Regions from separate parts of the Mus musculus genome. Here region 2 is linked to region 1. Evidence: chromatin loops called from intact Hi-C (ENCODE). Cell type or tissue: gastrocnemius. All regions are shown on one strand. Each heading gives the region's core, and the rest is flanking DNA. Links, peaks and the distances in the headings are about the cores only.

Region 1 (9,663 bases), core at 1,144-9,143:
TACAGACTCAAAACTGGAGAACTGTGGCTAGGGGTGGGGGGTGGGGTAGGGCAAAGCCTGGGGCTCTATGAGTCTTGTTTTTAAGAGTGGAGGACACTGATTCTGAACATGCTGTTCCAAGTGAGCCACACCTCTGTCCTGATTGACGCTGTCACTCATCATGTTTGAAGGATACCTAGGATTCCCCTCTAGCCCAGAAAGCAGGCTTCCCTCTGACTTACAGGAAAAGAAATAACTGTTCTTATGTGTTCTTTCAAACGTAGTTATTTCTGTTTTCCTTACCAAAAAAAAAAAAAAAAAAAAAAAAAAAAAAAACAACCCTTTTTTTTAAGAGCAAAAATGAAACTCCTACTCTTATCAGGAGAACATTTTTAAAACTGAACTTACGATAACTTGTCTGAAGGATTCCTGGTCGCTGATCGTCTTGTCTTCCGTACACCCAGACTGATTCAAGTAATGGTAGTTTTCTGGCAAAGATAAATAAAATTCTTCTACAGAAAGACAAAGAAAGATGCGACATCAGTGCCCGGCTGGTATAGCTGACAAAATTCAGAAGACATCACTGTAATTTACCTGAGTACACTGAAGACTCTATTCTGGTTTTAATAACTAGAGCACACACCCAAGTCTATATCCCAAATGACCACACACTAAGATGCTGGTAGAGCTACTTTTTAGAAATCCCAGGGAAATAAAAACTTCATTAAAGTAAGCAGAACCATAGAGAACCCATTAACGAGACTCTTGCTTTATTGTTTTCTTCTAAAAGCCAAGCATTTCGGTTAGGGATGGTTAAGTGGGAGGGCTCGCTTAGGACACAGAAGCTCTCAGGCTATCCTCTAGTAGGACAATAAAGGAAAATAAGCACACACTTAGAAATGACTGTCACCTAGGTGTGTTTTAAAAGTATAACCTTTGCCTAGGGAGATGGCTCAGTGGTTAAGAGTACTGGCTGCTCTTCCCTAGGACGTGAGTTCAATTCCCAGCAACCACGTGGCGGCTCCCAACCCTCTGCAGCTGCCGTTCCAAGGAATCTGAGTCCCTCAAACACCAGTGCACATGAAGCAAAAATAAATGATTAAAAGAATATATCATATGGGGTAGTGAGTTTGTAACGCCAGGCTCGCTGGCCAACCAGCACAGACTCAATGGCAAGGTCCAGGTTCAGTGAGAGATCCTGGCTCCAAAGGTAATGCAGAGAGCAATGGGGGTGCCTCTGACATCACCTTCTGGCCTCTATGCACAAACATGGGAACTCACTAGTTTACATGCGTGCATACAAAAATACAGACACATGTGTATGTACAGAGAAAACACAGATAAACATGTGCACACACACACACAGAAATAAAGCTGCTTGCATTACATTATATATGTCTCACAAATATCCGTTACATTCAAAGTGTACTAAGATTACAAATAGTTTGAGGTTTCTCTGCTGCTAGTTTTTCCCCTGTGCTGGGGTGATCCTCAGATGACCTCAGCCGGCATCTCTGGTACACCCGCTGCACTCACACATTTTACTGCAACTGGTGGACATCACGGACTGCTGAGGTGCCATCTACAGTGTGTTTTGAGCAGGAGACAAGCTGCCACCCCCCTGTCTCTGCTGAACCTGTTCGTCACTCACCTCGCTCTCCCTGGTCCAGCCCTGCCAGCAGTGCATAGAATATGTGATAATTCCTCTCCCCGGGATTCTGCCTCACTACTCGGTTCTGTGAGGAGAAACCAAATTTATATATATATATATAAATGTTTTTATCACTTAATACAAAACAATCTCTGAAAACTGTCATTATAGGAAAACTGAGCCATGAGTACTTACTTTTTCTAATAAATCTTCATTCGAGAAGTAATGGAAGGTCAAGGAAGAAAACAGATACTGGTGGCATGGAGGTGGGGGTGGGGAGCAGTGTGCTGGCCTGGTTGCTTGAGTTGTGGCTCACTCATCTGTCTGCGTTGCTGCTACTGGTGCCAAATGACACCAAACAAGCAAAGCCCACGTCACCTAAACCCAGGCCCAATGTCATGGTGCCCAACTGAACACTAGTGCTTGGTTCTAGTGCTGCTCCAGGGCAGACATGGCTTAAATGTAGCCCCAAGGGGCCATGTGGAAGAGCCCTCACACAAGGTGAGGCCCAAGAGAAGGTGGCTAGGTCACTGTTACTATAGTTATGCTAATGCTGATCTTACAAGCATGTCAGTTTCTTGAGACAGTCAAGGGTGGAGTCCGCCCAGTCAGGTTCTCTCTTCCTCTAACTTCTTGGCATGTGACCTCTCAGGCATGCCCCCGCCGGCCATCTAGGACGCTAACCACCATGCTACAACGGAGCAAGATGGCTTGTACCAGAGCCAGAATACTTGACTTATTAATATCTTAGCCTAAACGGTGACCTAAGATAAAGCTGCTTTAATCTTTATTTTTTTATTTGTTTGTTTGTTTATATTTCTGTGTATAGCCCTGGTTGTTCTTGCACTCACTTTGTAGACTAGGCTAGCCTCAAACACAGAGACCTGTCTGCCTCTGCCTCCCAAGTGCTGGGACTAAAGGTATGTATCACTACTTTCTGGTTTACGGCTATTTTTTTTTAAAAGGCAAAACTTGATAAATACTTTTTTTTTCCTATCAAGTATCCCGTCAGACATCACATTATAGCAACAGAAATCAGATAATAAGCGATGAATCTAGACTATGGGCATAATCTGAGACATTTCCAAAGGAAAAATGATCATTTACCTTGTAAAGTAACTAACAGGCCAGATGCAATGATATTAAAGAGAAAAGAACCCTTGAGCTAGAGAAACAAGTATTTCACGTTCTTTTGGGCCCCTTACAGTAAGAGAACAAAGTTCTCACTGTCAGGGCCAAATACAAAGCCAGCCATGAAACGAAACAGGATACAATCTACAATTCTTCCTCCCTGAATGTTTCCCTGCTGGCAGATGTTCAGCTGAACAAACTTCCCGAAGCGACTGGAGTTGTTGTTGTATACTGTCTTCGCATTGCCAAATGCTTCCATGATTGGGCTGTGGACAGAGGACAAGAGGGCATCACTCAGGGCCAACGCTAATACACACAAATGGAAGGAATCTGCAGCCCAGGGAGGGTCCAGCCTGACTCTGTTTATTTAAAGAAGAGTTGGCTTTTCTAAACACTTGCTGAGACGGGCTTCTCCTGAACATCCTCTAGAATGAGAGAGACTAAGAAGATGGTTAGCTATGCAGGGAGAGGAAGCTGCACAGCTAAGGGGACCACATGGCTCAGCTCTGACAAATGAACTTGGCTACAGCAGTGCCCGGGAGATGTACAGAAGAGACCCCCCCATCTAGGATCTGAAAAGCCCTGGATGCTGGGCCTTCCACATGTTTGCACCATGGCCTGGAGGTAATTTATTTAACATCTTCCAGATCTTCTCCAACTGTTAAACAGAGTCAGGATAGACCAAGGGTGTGACAGGCAGGGCCGTAAAGGGCCAGATGCTATTGTCAGCTTTCAGAGCATGCGGTCCCTGCTGAAACTACTCAGTGCTGCTTCTGTTGTCTAAAAGTTGCCAGAAACAGCACAAGCAAGCATGGCAGGGTCCCAAGGAAATTATTTATGAAGAACGCTGAAGGAGGCGGGTGAAGAACTCTGAAAATGGAGGGTGATGACCCTTGCTGAGCTACAGGCTGGAAGCAGGGCTAAAAACTAAAGGCATATATACTTAAGTGTAATTTGTGTGTGTGCAGGTGTATATGTGTGTGTGTGTACACAAGTGTATGCATGGTACTTTAGACCTTGAAAATGCTAAGCAAGCATTTTACCACTGAGCTGTATCTCCAACTGAAAACAAACCAAAACAAAACTGCAGGATATTATACTAGGCTGCAGTTTGCTGACCCCAGGTCAGCTCTCTGCATCCGGGGTCTGTAATGTCTCTCTCGGTACAACCTGACAAGGCGCTAATCAGACACCAAATGAGTCAGCAGATGATACTCAGCCACACAGCCTTCTGTCAGTTCATGTCAGGATCATGGCTGGGTACTGCTGATCTGTCCCAAGTGAGGCTGTGCAAATGCCCTGTGCTCACACTGACTGCGTTTCTCTGTCTGAATGCTACAGCAACTGGGTTAGTGTGTGTCTGAGAGCTTCCATCAGCAGCTGCAGTCAGTCTGCTTCTTAGAACCATGAAGTACTGCCTATAATGGCCCGACAGGGATGGGATGGGACAGAGGGAGGAAGGATGGATGGACCAGGAGATGCATCTGCCCAAGCAGGTGTTGCTGAAGGCTGCAGGAAGTGCTAAGTCCATGTCAAGACCGGTTCAATTTTGGGAGGGGCAGGAGGGGCAATGGTGGGGGGAGGGGAGACAAAGGCTCGCTATATCACCCTTCCTAGCATGGAACCCTCTAGGCCCACCTGGCCTTGAATTCACAGAGATTTGCCTGCCTCTGCCTCCCCTGTGCTGGGATGAAAGGTTCACAGCTGAGATCTCTTAATGAGATCCTAACAGGCAAGCCGGGAAGAGAAACAGACCGACTAATTTATAGCTATTCGGTTCCAGAAGGGAAGCCTGAAGCTTTTCGCCCTTTGGCCCGGGAGGGAGAAAGGTGATGCGCTCGCTACCTGCTTTGAAGGATGGCTTGCTCGACGCTGGATGTCTTCTCCTGCAGGCCCAGGTCCAAAGTCTGCTGGCTGATGACGGACAGGAACTTGAGGATCAGCTTGGTGCTTTCCGTTTTCCCAGCTCCGCTTTCCCCGCTGAAACACAAAACACACAAGGTTTGGTTTCTAAAGAAAGATGGAGTCTTGAAACAACTAGCTTTGCCAAAAGCACTACACTCCTTAAAACAAGTCACCATTGACAATGGGGAGAAGGGAGGTACAAATCCCTGTTGCCGGACCAGGAGGAGGGCTCTGTGGCTAAGGGTACCTGCCACCAAGCCCGATGACATGATACAAAGAGAAAACAGACGCCCACAGGTCCCTCTGACCTCCACAAGTCTGCTACAGCCTGCATGCCCTCCTTTGACCCTCAAATAAGAAATTCAATTTTATAACTTGCCCGTTGCTTTGATTTGCAGGGAAGCGGAGGCCTTTTCTCCTGCTGGCAGGTCCATTTCTGACCTCCTATATACTGCTTCTTATGCAAGACGCAGGAGACAGACAGACCGCACTGTTCAAATAAGGGGAGCCCTGCACAGGCAAGAATCTTTACTTTGTCTTGTTCCCAAGCCATGTCCTCATCTCCAACAGCACCCGCTGAGGTGGGCACCTGCCGGGTGTGTGTTAAATGAACGGGCACAGTCACAGTACTTTGGGGGGAAACAATGAGCATAAGAAGGAGACCACCAGTGTTCAGAAGGATGAAGCCCGCACTACACGACCAGCCTCCCAGCTATCCTGAGACAGAAACAGGCAAGGAGGGTTGAATGCCTGGCTCAGAGCTAAACACGAGGGTCTGATTTCAAAGTCCTACGGATGTCTTGCACTTAGAAGCTGGTAACAGAAAGTGGACAAAGCACTTCAGACAGAGGGGACCGAAGGGAGATGCAAAGGATGCCTCAGCTATGATGTCTGCCAAGTATAAGGCTGGCAGAGAAAACAGGAGGATTCTGGGTAAGATATGATGGAGCAAAAGCCAGAAGGCAGGCAAGGCAGTATTGGAAGATGCAGCCCATGGCTGGTGAGTGTGCTGGGTCCATTAACATCACCTTCAAGAGCTAAGTCCTTGAGAGGGTACTCCAGAAGGCCTGAAGAGTCCCTTCCAGAAGACCAGCTATAGCTATCTCCTTCGGTGCAGCTGTTACCTAGGCTCATGGATGCTCAGAGACTGCACAGGTAATACAACTAGAGATGGGAAGGGAAGCATGAGAGACATCTGGAGAGGAGAGTCGAGTCCAGTCCACTTTGTGAAGGTTCCATGTTCAACAAGTACCCTGGGGGAGGCGAGAGGAAACAAGAAGCCAACAGACACGGAACGCAAAGCAGAAGGGGTTGTATGAGCAGGGCTGGCAGAAGCCATCGGAGACGGCAGGGTAGACTGCTCGGTGGAAGACAGACAGGAGCCCCTGAGTTCTCTGTGTCCTGTGTGTGCCAAGGTACGGGGCTCTTAAGGTATGCTGTCAGGTACATGGTGAATGATTAAATAGCTAATTACATTCAGAAAAGAGGAGAGGACTCAGATGATAGGCACCCCTGCCTGAAGCCAGGCTGCGTGTCTTGGGCATTCAGTAAATATCTGCTGATCAAGACCCATGAAAGGTACCTTATCCCATTTGGAAACATTAGGCTTGAATATGAGAGAGAAAGATATCATTATTCCAGACAAAAAAGCATCCTAGCAAGGGTTCTGAGAGCTCCCAGCAACAAGACGGGGAGACGTGTTCTCCCTGCAGAGAGCAAGTGCCACAAACCACACCTCCCATGAGATGCAAAAGCAAAACCCAAGAGATTATGACACAGGCCTGCCTGGGACAGCTGAATCTAACAACCTCAGAACCGTCCTGTTTGATGCTTGAGATGGCAGAGCGAGTGAGTCAAGCCAGTCTGGGCTGAGCTCTCTGTTATCCACAACAGGAATCATCCTGATTCAGGACGTAACAGTCCTTTTGACATACCTGGCCTGGGCACAGACCAGTGCTGCGTGTATGGCTGGCACTGACATCATACAAGACTTAGTAGAGTCCAAGCTAGGAGAGGAAAAATTTGAGGAAATAGCCAATGGCATGCACAGTACCCCTGCCAGATGCAGGGGCTGGGGGCAGCACACGACAGAGGCTCTGGAAGGATCTGGGTACCAGCGAGCTTACCAGCGTGATGAGCTGGATGCAGACCACAGTTTCCACATCTGTCAAAAGTCACTGCACTGTATACATAAAATTAGCGTACTTGACTTGATAATTTTACTTTACATTGGAGAGAACAAAACAAATCTACTTCTAAGACAAAAAGCAGTTTCCAGGCCTCAGCCTTGGGACAGGGCAGCTGGAGAATTGTGGGAGGAAGGGCATATTTTAGGGGAGAAAATGATGTGAACTCAGAACCCAACCCAAGATGTGAGATATCAAGATAGGATACCTGAGGACTCAGAGAAGCTGCCCAGGTGGGATTGGGAGAACAGGAAAACTCCTGGGGGGGGGGGGAGATAGAGAAGGGAAGAGAGAGCAGGGTCAGAGAGAAACCCCATGTAGACCCGAGTTAAGGAAGAGAGTAAGACAGCTGGAGAGGAAATCAGGGTGGCTTATTTTAAGTCACGGAACCAAATGTGCATGCCTTCTCCTCCCCAAACACGTAACAGCTGGAGACTTTTGAGTGATTATGCCTAATTATCATAAAACGAAATCAAAGTGTCAGGGCAGTGAGGCTCAAAAGAACTGGGAGCAATGTGCTCTTTAATCAGGAAGGAGGCAGGCGAGTACCAGCAGGAGATGGTGCTAGCATGCACTGACTCTCCATGCACGGGGATGCTTGGGCTGTTAGCAGGACAGATGGGAGCTACCTGGCAGTGTTCTAGATCCATCATGTCTAAGATGATGTCTGGTCCTTACGTTCCACCTTCCTGCTTGTGAATACATTTCCTACTCAACCGCACCCCTCCAATCTGTTTCTCGCTGGGGTGGTTTTGCTGCAGGCGCTGGACAGGGCTGAGAAGCTGAGACACCGGTGAGCCAATCACCAAACCTAGGACATAGGCTCTTTGCCTTTCTGTTTGCCTCTGCTGATCAAGCATGCCCTCTATGCATCAAATTCCAAAACAACACATTTTTCTTAACATAAAAATCAGATCAAACCTAATTTCTATCATTTCCTAGTTGATAGCTAACTAAAGGAGCATCTCTAGGGTCTAAAAGATTATGTCCAAAGGGTTTTTATTTTTATTTTTTAAAGATTTATTTTATTTATATGAGTACACCAGAAGAGGGCATTACAGATGGTTGTGAGCCACCATGTGGTTGATGGGAATTGAACTCAGGACCTCTGGAAGAGCAGTCAGTGCTCTTAACCACTGAGCCATCTCTCCTGCCCATGTCCAAAGGTCTTAGCAAGTTAAAACAGTCCTCACATCATGGCTTCGGTAGTGAGCCTTTCTCCACAGATTTTGGTCCCATTCCAGACAGTCCTCACCCATACACATGTCCTTCTCCTGCTTCTGACTGTAAGTCACAGACCATGCCCTCTGTCACATGTTCTCTGTCTAACCAAACACCCAACTCTGGCTCAGTACCCAGCAAGACACACTTCAAGAAACAAAGAGGGCTGGTGAAATGGCTCAATGGTTAAGAACACTGACTGCTCTTCTGAAGGTTCTGAGTTCAAATCTCAGCAACCACATGGTGGCCCACAACCATCCGTAATGAGATCTGACGCCCTCTTCTGATGAGTCTGAAATCAGCTACAGTGTACTTACATATAATAAATTAAAAAAAAAAAAAACAAAGATCAAAAACCCAGTTACTTTTATACCATCCCATAATATAAAAGGCCCAGTTAAGAAGTGGCTCCATTTTTGACAACTCCAAACACAAAGCAAGCAAAGACCCTGAGCACTTCCTCTGATTTACTCATCCTTTGGTTGACAGTTAGTTAAGGCTGGCCGCCTACCACATATTGTCCTGGTGTGAAGCCACACAGACAAGTTAGCCTTAGCTTTTTACCCAGGACAAAAGTTATGTTTTGTTTTTTTTTTTTTTTTTTTTTTTTTTTAGATTTATTTATTTATTATATGTAAGTACATTGTAGCTGTCTTCAGACACTCCAGAAGAGGGCGCCAGATCTCGTTACGGATGGTTGTGAGCCACCATGTGGTTGCTGGGATTTGAACTCTGGACCTTCGGAAGAGCAGTCGGGTGCTCTTACCCACTGAGCCATCTCACCAGCCCCCATGTTTTTTTTTTTATTTTTTACTTTATTTTATTTTATTTTATTTTATTTTTTTAGACTGAGCTCTGTACTGGGCCCTGAAGGAAGGACTAGATTATACAAAAATGGAGTCACTCAAGCCAAGTGCTGCACAGTCAAACTGAAGCCTTGAGGAAGCACATGAACCGCAGGTCTGACGAGGTTTTCCTGAAAGCAGGAAACTCCAGTCTGTCTGGGTCAGTCTGAGAAGGAAGCTCCTCCTTCGACCCCGGCAAAGGTAGCACGGAGTCGGCCAGTCAGTGTGGGTCTCCTGTTCCATCCCCTGCTCTCATGACTTGCCCTGTTCTGCTAACTCCCAGGGAGAATCTCACTCTACTTAACGGCTTGAAGGTTCCCTCAACACCTAAACCATGACCAGGAGTCAGCAGCTCCTACAGGTACATTTGCTGTGACTTCTGTCACCTGACACTACACTGCATCTCGAGAGTTCACTCACATTCAAAAAGACCACAACAAGCTAATCTCTCCACACACACACACACACACACACACACACACACACACACACAGTGGTAGATCTCAAACATACAGACTCATACACATACATTTTAAAAATTTTAATTTTTTTTTAAAAACAGAGTTTCAGAGCAGAACAACCTTGAAACAGTACACAATGGAACCCTAAAGGCCCGGCATTGCCATGCCCAGCTGGGGATCTCAGCCAAGGCTAAACTACTTGTTTTAAAATTTACTTGATAATGTGGAGGGCTAGAAAGAGAATATTCTGTGATTTTAATGCCAAGAAGGCGAGAGACCATTGT
Region 2 (9,663 bases), core at 885-8,884, 83 kb after region 1:
TCCTACAGACCAGCATCTTAGGATGAGTGCTGAAATCAACATAAAACCCAGGTCATGGTGCTTGCTAGTCACACACATGGAGGCTGGGCCAGACTCCTGGGCTTGTGCATGGAGTCACAGTGACCTTCAGCTGGGGCAGTGGTCACTCTGCGATTGCTTTGATTGCTTCTCTGAAGTCACTCCAAACCTCCCACCTCTAGAAAAGGGAGGGAGGCCATAAACTCTTAAAATAGGAAAATATAACATTCCCGCCTTCAAAACAGAGCTATCCAGTTTCTAACCACGGGTGACCTGAGTTTCGGTGCCATAAGGAAGGTGACAAAATTCCAGACAGCACAGGGACCCATCCCCAAACCCAGAAGTGGGTCCCAGCTCCAAACAGTCGCAAACGCCGCAAGCAATATTACAGGCAAAACTACAGCTAACTCAAGTACCGCCCAAGCCACTCCTTTCTCCCGTGCAAACTGCGTAAACTTTAGGCAGATAGTGTCTGCGGCTCACTAAAAACCAAAACCTGTTGTACTACCTACCTGTCAGTGCCACACAATTTGGGGCACTTCACCCACATCACGCCTCTTCTTGGAACCTAGAAAGCCTTGCAACAAAAAGCTCTAATTCTCCAGGTCTGTTTGCCACAGTCCCCACTGCTCCCTACTGCACACAGCCTGGCTCACTTCCCTCACCCTCCTGGGCTCCTGGTTCAGCTTGTGTGGGGCAGGATTTGCCACCCTCCCCACCCCACTTTATCCAGTGCTTTGCATAGTCTGGCCCTCACTTCAGGTTTTTAAAGGGGCATTGTTTTGTGTATAATGCCTCCATTCATGGTAAGGTTTTGAAGGGAAGTGTTTCAAGTTATTTAATGGACTTGTCAAGTGTTGCTTTTAATTAAACTTGGCTCAGATCGAAAGGAAAGTGGGTACGAATGTGGGCCAGTCTTGGGTACAGGACATTGAGTCATACCTTAATTCTCACCAAATAGCAGGAGAAATTCCATTCCAAACGTCTGTATTAGACCCAGCCAAATAAGTGTTCTATTTATAGCACCAAGGGTTAAAGCTTCCAGACACCCTCTGCCACCCTGCCCCCAGCACGTGCACGTGTGTGGGTGAACACAAATACACACACACACATACACACACACACACCTCCCTCAGATTGAATTACAGCCTCCAGCAAGTCAGGCCTTTTCTGTTAGTTTGTTTTTGATGATTCCTGAGCTGTAGGCACACTCGCTGGCCACCTGCCAACCACATAAGGAAATTCTGTTTATTTCTCAAATAAACAGGGGGTGTGCAGGAGGGGGGTGGGCGAGGGGATGGTGTGTGTCTCCCTCACTTTGGTTTCTATAAAGTTGTCCAGAAGAGAGCTTACAGTTCTCAAAGCACTTCCCTCTTCACTGATGGCCATCAGACCTGCACAGAAACAGTTTCGGTCTCCCCGAAAAGAAGAAAACCATCTCACCCTCAGGATGTACAGGACCATCATCTCAGAGAGGCACAAAAAGCTATGCATATTATCTCAAAACTCTTGCCAATGTATCTTAAAGATCTAAATGGGAGGGAGGCGCTAGGAATGTCTGAGTTCAGATCACCAGGACCCCCACAAAAGTGAGGTGTGGTAGGTGATTGTCTCCTCTAACTCCAGCACTGGGAGGGCAGTGATGGGGCATCCTGGGCTCAGTGATAAGCCACTGCAACAGAAATGGTAAGGCCTGGATTAAGGACTGAGAAACCCTGTCCCAATAAACAAGGTGCAGATCACCAAGGGAAGACACATCTGCAGTTGACCTCTGGCCTCCATATATGCACACACACACACACATACATGCATTCTCATATGTGCACACACAGAGGACACAGAATATCACAATCATGAGTCTTAGTAATGTCTCTGCTGACGCGCCATGGGGCACAGGCTATAATTCTTGGAACTCTGGAGGTGAACTGCCTGTGAGCGGTTCAGACTGCAGCCATGTGCCTCTCCCTGGGCAGCTGGCCACCTGAAAGTCACGGCTGTGAAACACGTTCCAAGTTTCACCCTAGATTGGACACTTGAGTTCACGAGTAAAGGTTACCTTTTGAAAAACTGCACCACAGGCTGCATGCTCAGCTGAAGGACAGGAAGTCATGCCACCATTGTGACCAGAGGATGGGGACAGACAGTGGAAGGCCAGAGCCTCAGGTGCCTGGAAAGATGATTTGATATCAAGTAGCACCAGCCTTGGGCCATGGGCTTGGAAGGAGTGGGCAGGTATGCAACATGACATACGAGAGCAGACATGGAACCAGGCCTCCTCTGCAAGTTACAGCTGTGAGGACAGCTGTGTAGTCAATTCAGATACATAGCAGGGAGAAGTCCGGGTCCCAGATACCATAGACAAAGCAAAGTCCAACCACACAGTGGGAGAAGGCGAAGATAAATTCTGGATGCAGCTGCTGAGGTGGTAGAAAACAGGACAGGATGGTGGCTGGGGAAATGGCTTAGCTGGTAACGTGGCTCCCTGTGCCAGCATGGGGGAGGGGGGCCGAGGAAGATCCCTGGAGTTCACTGACCAGCCTTCCTAGCCAGTTGGCAGGCTCTATGTTCAGTAAGAAACTCTGTCTCAAAAAATATGGTGGAGGGCAAGAGAAGGCACCCAACATAGACTTCTGGCCTCTACACGTGTATACACATGTGAACATGTACATAGATAATATACACACCCACTCAAAAAGGGCTAGAGGACTCAGCAGTTAAACGTATTTGCTTTTCTTACAGACGATTCAAGTCTTTTAGTCTCAGGGCCCACACTAGGTAGCTAACAACTGCCTACAACTTCTGTGTGATGCACCCTCTTCTGGCAATTACAGGTACCCACAAAAACACACATGCACACAGACACACACATAAATAAAGTCCTTTTAAAAAGAAAAGCAACAACAACACAAGGGACACCACCAGGCAACGGATACCTGGAAATGTTCCTGGTCCTATGGGTGGACGCTGGCAACTCTTACACGATCTCAGTTAAGACCAGAGAGCACACAGCACTCCTAGTGAGCGTGGGATCCTCCCGGGCAGAAGTGACCCAGCAAGAGCGACTTCCACTGCAAAACGGATCAAGTACGCTAAGGAATATCGGCTACTGACAACAGAGGCCTCAAGTGGCATCGAGGTTCTTGGGAGCTGAACCACATATTGAAGATAAAGTTCTTGCTAGAGTTACAATAGGAAGTAGGCAAAGAACATGGTCTATTACCAGACTTATGGGCAGTAGAGACTGACAAAGCCCACTCACTGCCAAGCTGTGTCTGCTGCTCCTACCCGCTGAAGTGGCCTTTCTTCACTACCAGCTCAGAGACAACTTCCCCAAAGACCCCCATGAGATTCTACCAGAACACCTACAAGCCTGTGGGGCCATTCATCTCATCAGACAGCCTGACCCCCAATATGGCTAAGTCTATCAGACAGTGGCCTACTAACAGGCAAATCAACACATCGCAGGACCATCATCTCTTAGGAGCAGGGAAGTCTGCTACACAGCCCATCCATAGCACTGATCTGCTGAGATGCTCTCTGTGCTGAGTCTGCTGGTTTGTCTTGCCTCTTTGTAAATGAAGTGTCTAGCCTCAGATATCTGAAGAAGTCCTAGACAAAACAGACTCAGCTGGAACCCAAGCTATGCAAATAATCTTGGCAGAGACCCATTATGGCATAGACCCATCACCTAGGATGGGATCCTAGAGCACACACACAAAAAGGCCCCAGACAGTGTGGGTGTGCCATCGGTCCTTGGATCTGGCAATCCAGTTGGTCATGAGAATGCAAAGAAATCAACACACTGGGGCTCAGGAGGAGGACACAAAAGACTAGAAGCTTCCAGAGAGCTCTATGATCTGACAAGGCACTTAAACCCTCTCAAACACAGAGTTCAGATCCACCTGGGGCAAGCAAGGGTACCCAGCATGCAGAGTGTTCATTCAGTGAGACACTTCATATAAAGGACTTAGCTTGCAGAACATCTCCAAACAGATCCTCCTGAATGGCCTCTGTTCTGACTGGTGTTACTTATTAAAAGATGTGTGGTTTCTAGATCAACTTGAGGGACTTTCCAAGCTGTGACAGTTCATCAATGGAATGAGCTTGGCATTCCCAGCTGCCCTAACTCCCCGTCACGTAGTAACTACAAGGAGCGGGAACCATCTAAGCATCCGCTGACACCTTAGCCTCGGAGCCTGGCAGAGGTCCCAGGGTACCAATAACCAGCACTGATCTCCATGATCTCTGAAGGGAAGCACTACACCATTTCTTATCACTTGGCCTGGATTTAACAAGGCTAGAAAGTCAATCCCTGGGGCATGTCGCACTTTGGTTGAACGGTGTGGTCCTTGAGTGTTCAGTCTCAGCCTGGGTGAAGATGTCCTGGCTGAAGCGACCTCTCAACCCCAGACTTCCAGCATGAACTATCTCCAGAGATCTGAACTCCACATTGGGTCAGCCAGTCCTCCAGAAAGCATCCTCTAGGCAGACTCATTTTGATTCAAAAGCTGTCTGCTGACTCTTGGTCTAAAAAAATTAAATATCCTACTTGGATTCAAGGAGTTTTGTTTTGTTTTGTTTTTAAGTTTAATTTTATCTGTTGTGCTCTGAATATAAAATCCCCCCAAAGGCTCATGTGCAAACCCTTGGCCCTCAGCTGCTGTTTAGGAAAGTTCACATTTAGGAGGTGGAGCCTTTCAAGAGGACATTTGTCAATGGGACCAGGTTTTAAGTTTGATAGCACAGCTTCCTCCACTGCCTGGGTGTGGATACAACGTCATCAGCCAAGGTCCTGCGTCTGCACTCCCTCTCTCCTTCCTCCCCGTAACAGGCTCCATCCCTCTGGGGCCTATGTTTAAAATCCCCCCATTCTCCCTCCACTAAGTTACGTTTGTGAGGCTATTTTATCACAGCAACATAAAGGAAACCAATCTAAAACACAAATGATATACAAAATATGTGATTCTACGGTTTATCTAAAAAGGTATCAATCTCATTTATAGCACCTTGTGACGTCAGGAAATATCCGATTAAGGGGCTGGTGAGATGGCTCAGGGGTTTACAGCACCTGCTTCCTTTCCAGAGGACACGAATTCAGTTCCCAGTGCCCATGTCGGTGACTCATAACCTATAATCAAGCTCTAGGGAATCTAATGCCCTCTTCTGGCCTCGACAGCACATGCAAACAGATGTACACACACACACACACACACACACACACACACACGCTCACGCTCACTTGCACTCGCACACTCAAACACATTACACAATCTTTTTTTTTTTTTTTTAAAGTGAGATTGAATTATTACAGTCTTCTCCGGTGAACAGAAACCAGGCCGAGACAAATACAGAAAGAACTCCCACTAAGGCACAAATTAAATGGGGAAACTTAAGAGGCTCCAGCTTAAGTCTGCCTGCCTCCGGCCTGAGGACCTGATGAAAGCAGTTATGGGTGTGAACTCGGCAGTGAATGTGGGTGTGAACTTGGGAATCATCTTCCTCTTATTTTTAGCACACAAGAGTGCTGCTGAGAGAGAGAGTCAGCTGCCTTTCCAAGTGATTCATTACCACTCCGGCCGGCCAGCAATAAACCATGCTTGGGGAGAAGGAAGCAGAAGGAAAAATCACACACTTACTCATCAAACCGGAGAGGAGGGGAAAAGCCAAGGGGCGGAGCTTGCCAACAGGGCTCACTGGCCACACTTGAATGCCTGCCTCTTACATGGTCAGGGTTGGTAACCGAGGTGTTTGGTAAGTAACTACAATAAGCAAACAGCAAAAACAAACAAACGACACGACACAAAACAAAACTCGAGTGAGAAGAATGGAGCTTGCTGGTGCTCCCCTGCTAGCCCTCAGAAAACACTTGCCAGATTGGTGATGTGCTGTGCCCAAATCTGTGTCCTTAAGATCCAGATAAAAATAATGTTATAGCTCACCTGCTCACAATTATAACAAGAACCAGTTTAGAAGTAAAGAGGATTAGGGTATCCACTGATCTAAAAATATATTGTCATAACACATAGAACAATAATATTAAAGTTAATAAGAGTCTGAAGACTATATAATCCATACGCCCCAGAAAAAACACTCTGGGAGATTGGGAAATTACTTTAGCGGGATGCTTTTATTGAGAGAGCAAGAGATCAAAGCAGAAAAGAGTAGGGTTTCAGGATACATTTGGACCAAGCTAGTGCACACCGTCACACAGTCCTGTACAGTTCGGGATGCTTGGCACATCCATGGATCTATCTTACCCAGCAGATACCAGCAATCCCTTCCCACATCTGTGCTAACAACCACAACTGTCTTCAGATATTGCTAAATGCAATCTAAACTGGAAAGTGCAAATCACTCCAGATTGAGAACTGCTATCATTCTCAAAAACACAACTGTAACTTAGTCTTAGAAAAAGTGAGCTGAAAAAAAAATTGCTAACTGAATATTAAATCTCTATAAAGTACTTCTTTATGGTTTGGTTTGGTTTTCTCACAGAAGCCGTAAAGTACAGGCGGTTGAAGTGACTGATTGAAAGCTAGCTGTCACGGCCCCTCCCAAATCTCCCACCTCCCACCCCTGCATGAAGGCAGTTGCCCAAGAGCAGAGCCAAGCAGTCACCTAAGACAGAAGGCGGCTGGATCAGGAGCCGCTGCCACTGTGATTCACTGTGATTGCTGAGTCTGCCTGACTGAAGAAGCGGCTCCCACTGGTGAAGGACCACCCTGGATGGCAGCAAACACCAGTCCATCCCTGGCATCCTCACCAAGGCTGTAGGAGCTGCTACCTAAGCAGCCAGTTCTTGGAGTTGGTCACCCAGGCGATTTCAGCTGCTTTCAAACCCGTGCATGCTAGGGGAGATTCCAGAAGAGCTGTGGGTTCTCAAGAGACTTGAGTGCGCACACAAGCCAGAGCAGGACAGGAGGTGTTCCGTTATGGCTTCCCAACTTATTGCCTCGAACAAAGCTCACCATTTTGGCTGGGCTGTCTAATCAGAGAGATCTTAGGGTTCCACCTATGGGTGTTACAGGCACACACTGCCATGCCTGCCTTTTTTTATGTAAGTGAACTCTGGTCCTCATGGTTGCAGACTCTTCTTACCCACCAAGGCAGCTGTAAAACATAAAATCTGTACTCCTTAAGATGAACAACTACCGGGCATCATAGCCTTCACTGACGCTCATCATTGCGAAGTTTATTTAAATGCAGACCATCTGTTATTTTTAAATCTCACATTTGTGAGAGCAGGATTGTTTCCCAGAATGGCTTTATTAAAACCACCAATTAACTTCCTTAAGTCCACTCTGTCCAACCCTGTTGAAGATCTGGGTAGACTAAAAGCCCGGAGATGGAGAGACAGCTGTATGTCACTTCCGTGGCAAAGCCAACAAGAAGCATCAGATGGGCAGATTGAAGCAACAAGTATGAACTGCACACTGGTTTTAAAAAAAAAATAACCCTACAGTTTCCTGACATGCTCTTTCTCCTGATCTCTTGAGGGAAAAAATAATAATAAACTGGAGATGTAGGTTAGCGCAGAGTGTCTGCCCGCCACACTTCCCAGGTGTGACACGCCCGTAACAGCAGCACTTGGAGGTGGAGGCGAATGATCAGGACTTGTCACCTGAATTGACTCAGCAAACCTGAGGTCAGCTGGAGACAAACAAGGTGCTGAGGAGGGGAATCCTAGCTTCTGTTTCACAGACAAAAGGGTTTTCTGGCTTGTGCAAGTGAGTCTGAAGACACATGGTTTTAGAACCTACCACACAGAAGGTTAATTTACCAGAGCTGCCCCAAGGCCAGAAGGAAATTGCTACAGCTGGGAAAGCTTTATCACTGGGAGAGAAAGGAGACCTTCCCTGGGTCTCCCGGTCTGCAGGGAACTAATGCAAAAACTTTACCGGCTGTGTCTGACCTTCAGGGCCTTGAAGTTGAACTTGGCACCAACGTTTGAGATGCTGCCCGACTTACAAAAACCTTTAGGAAACACAGATCTTATGACAGTCAAAACAGTATCCTGGTGACCCCATCCTACCAAGACAAGAATGTGGGAAACGGCGGGGAGGTGCCCTTCTGAATTTTATCTTCTCAGAAAAATACAAGCAACACAAGGCGCTGCCTATTGAAGATTCTGAGTCTTTACAGCAAGGGCTGAGTTCACCAGATCTGAGGAAAAGCCCTCGGGTACACAGCTTTAGTAAGAGACTTCCCATCCTACACTACAGCTATGGCTGCCTCAGCCAGGAACCAGGAACACATGCACACACACACACACACACACACACACACACACACACTATGCTGGCTTTTATGTCAATTTGACACAAACTAGAGTCCTCAGAGAAGGGGAACCTCAGTTGTGAAAAGCCCTCATAAGACTGAACTTCACACAAATATATACAACATTTCCTTAATTATTGATTGATGGGGGGTGGTTCCACACCTGGTAGTCCTGGGCTCTATAGGAAAGCAGGCTGAGCAAGCCATGAGGAGCAAGCCAGTAAGCAGCATCCCTCCACGGCCTCTGCATTAACTCCTGCCTGCAGGTTCTCACCCAGTTAGGGGTCCTGCCTTGGTTTCCTCAATGTGTATGTAAGCCAAATACACCCTTCCCTCCCCAAGATGCTTCATAGTGACAGGAACCCTAAAAGAGGCACATTTATAGTAGCTACAGCTGGCCCTTTGTCGTCAATCGTTCTGCCTACTATAGGTGAAAAACAGACCCTTCTAATTAAGACAACCTAAAGAGCATACGTGAAAACAACACGTACATTTTATAAACACGGGGTTATATACAGTTATGTGAAGGGGCTTAAGCACCATCACTTTTGGTGTCCAAGGGGGACAAAAAGGCTGTCCTAAAACCAATCTCTCACACACACCAGGGGATGACTGAACGCATATTAGACTTAACTATACAGACAGACTTAAATAAAAGTCTTCATCTGTTACAGACCTGCTGCCCAGACATCAAACACACCACATATGCAGGCACATACACACACACACACACATGCAGAAAAACATGTGCCCACTCTTCATACAAATCAGGGGTGACCCAGAGAGAAGACTGGTGCATTGGGAAATTCTTTGCCTTGACTTCGGCATTCAACTTTGGTGGCGAGAGTGTAACACAGGGTGTTCCCCCCAGGGCTCAGGGCCAATCTCTGCATAGCCTGATTGATTACAAGGAGAAGGAAGCAAGAAGAGAGGTCAAGGGAGGAGACACAGCAAGTTGGCTCAAGAACACACAGGAAGGAAGCAGGCAGGTCAGTGTCCCAGCACAGGACTGAGAAAGACAGGGACAGCCCCAAGCCTGTGGATCAGGTGGCCTTCACCAGCACCTCACTCCCTCACAAGCTCTGCCTAGGTTCCCAGTGGAGCACGCACTGCTAGAAGCCATTGCTCCCGGCAGAGTGCCAAGGCCTTGGGAGGAGGCTGTCAGTCACACAGTCTAGTTTTTCTTGCCAAACCATTTCACCAGGCTAAGGCCCTTACTGCCACCAGAACAATGCCTGACCCAAAGGAAGTTTGAATGTCCTTGAAGTCCTGGTTTTTAAGAAGCCCTATTTGTCTCCATCCGACTGTTGGTGCACTTTGTTCTGGGTCCAGCGACGTCTCTCTCGCGCAAGGCAAACAGCAGTTAAG

What was found. Hi-C counts contacts between places; a loop is a spot of excess contacts. Peaks named below come from ENCODE experiments on the same cell type or tissue, not always from the same donor. Only the 100,000 strongest peaks of a DNase experiment are listed, where the experiment ranks them.
Region 2: it touches region 1 in a loop (2.7-fold over the local background); 5 of 42 quality-filtered maps call a loop at or near these places.

What each region holds. Positions count from the first base shown.
Region 1 is chr15:25,717,248-25,726,910 of GRCm38, reverse strand. Myo10 (myosin X) reads right to left here. Exons shown (of 41, transcript NM_019472.2): 5 at 4,607-4,741; 6 at 2,903-3,027; 7 at 1,826-1,839; 8 at 1,631-1,715; 9 at 388-491. Among named protein-coding and RNA genes, the nearest start is that of Myo10, 100 kb to the right of the region's middle. In gastrocnemius, for the core only: no CTCF peak of the experiment used is centred there; no DNase peak of the experiment used is centred there; H3K27ac peaks cover 141 bases.
Region 2 is chr15:25,633,885-25,643,547 of GRCm38, reverse strand. All of the region lies in intron 1 of Myo10 (myosin X), which reads right to left. Among named protein-coding and RNA genes, the nearest start is that of Myo10, 16 kb to the right of the region's middle. In gastrocnemius, for the core only: no CTCF peak of the experiment used is centred there; DNase peaks (open chromatin) are centred at 1,181, 4,234 and 5,664; H3K4me3 peaks cover 853 bases; H3K27ac peaks cover 4,397 bases.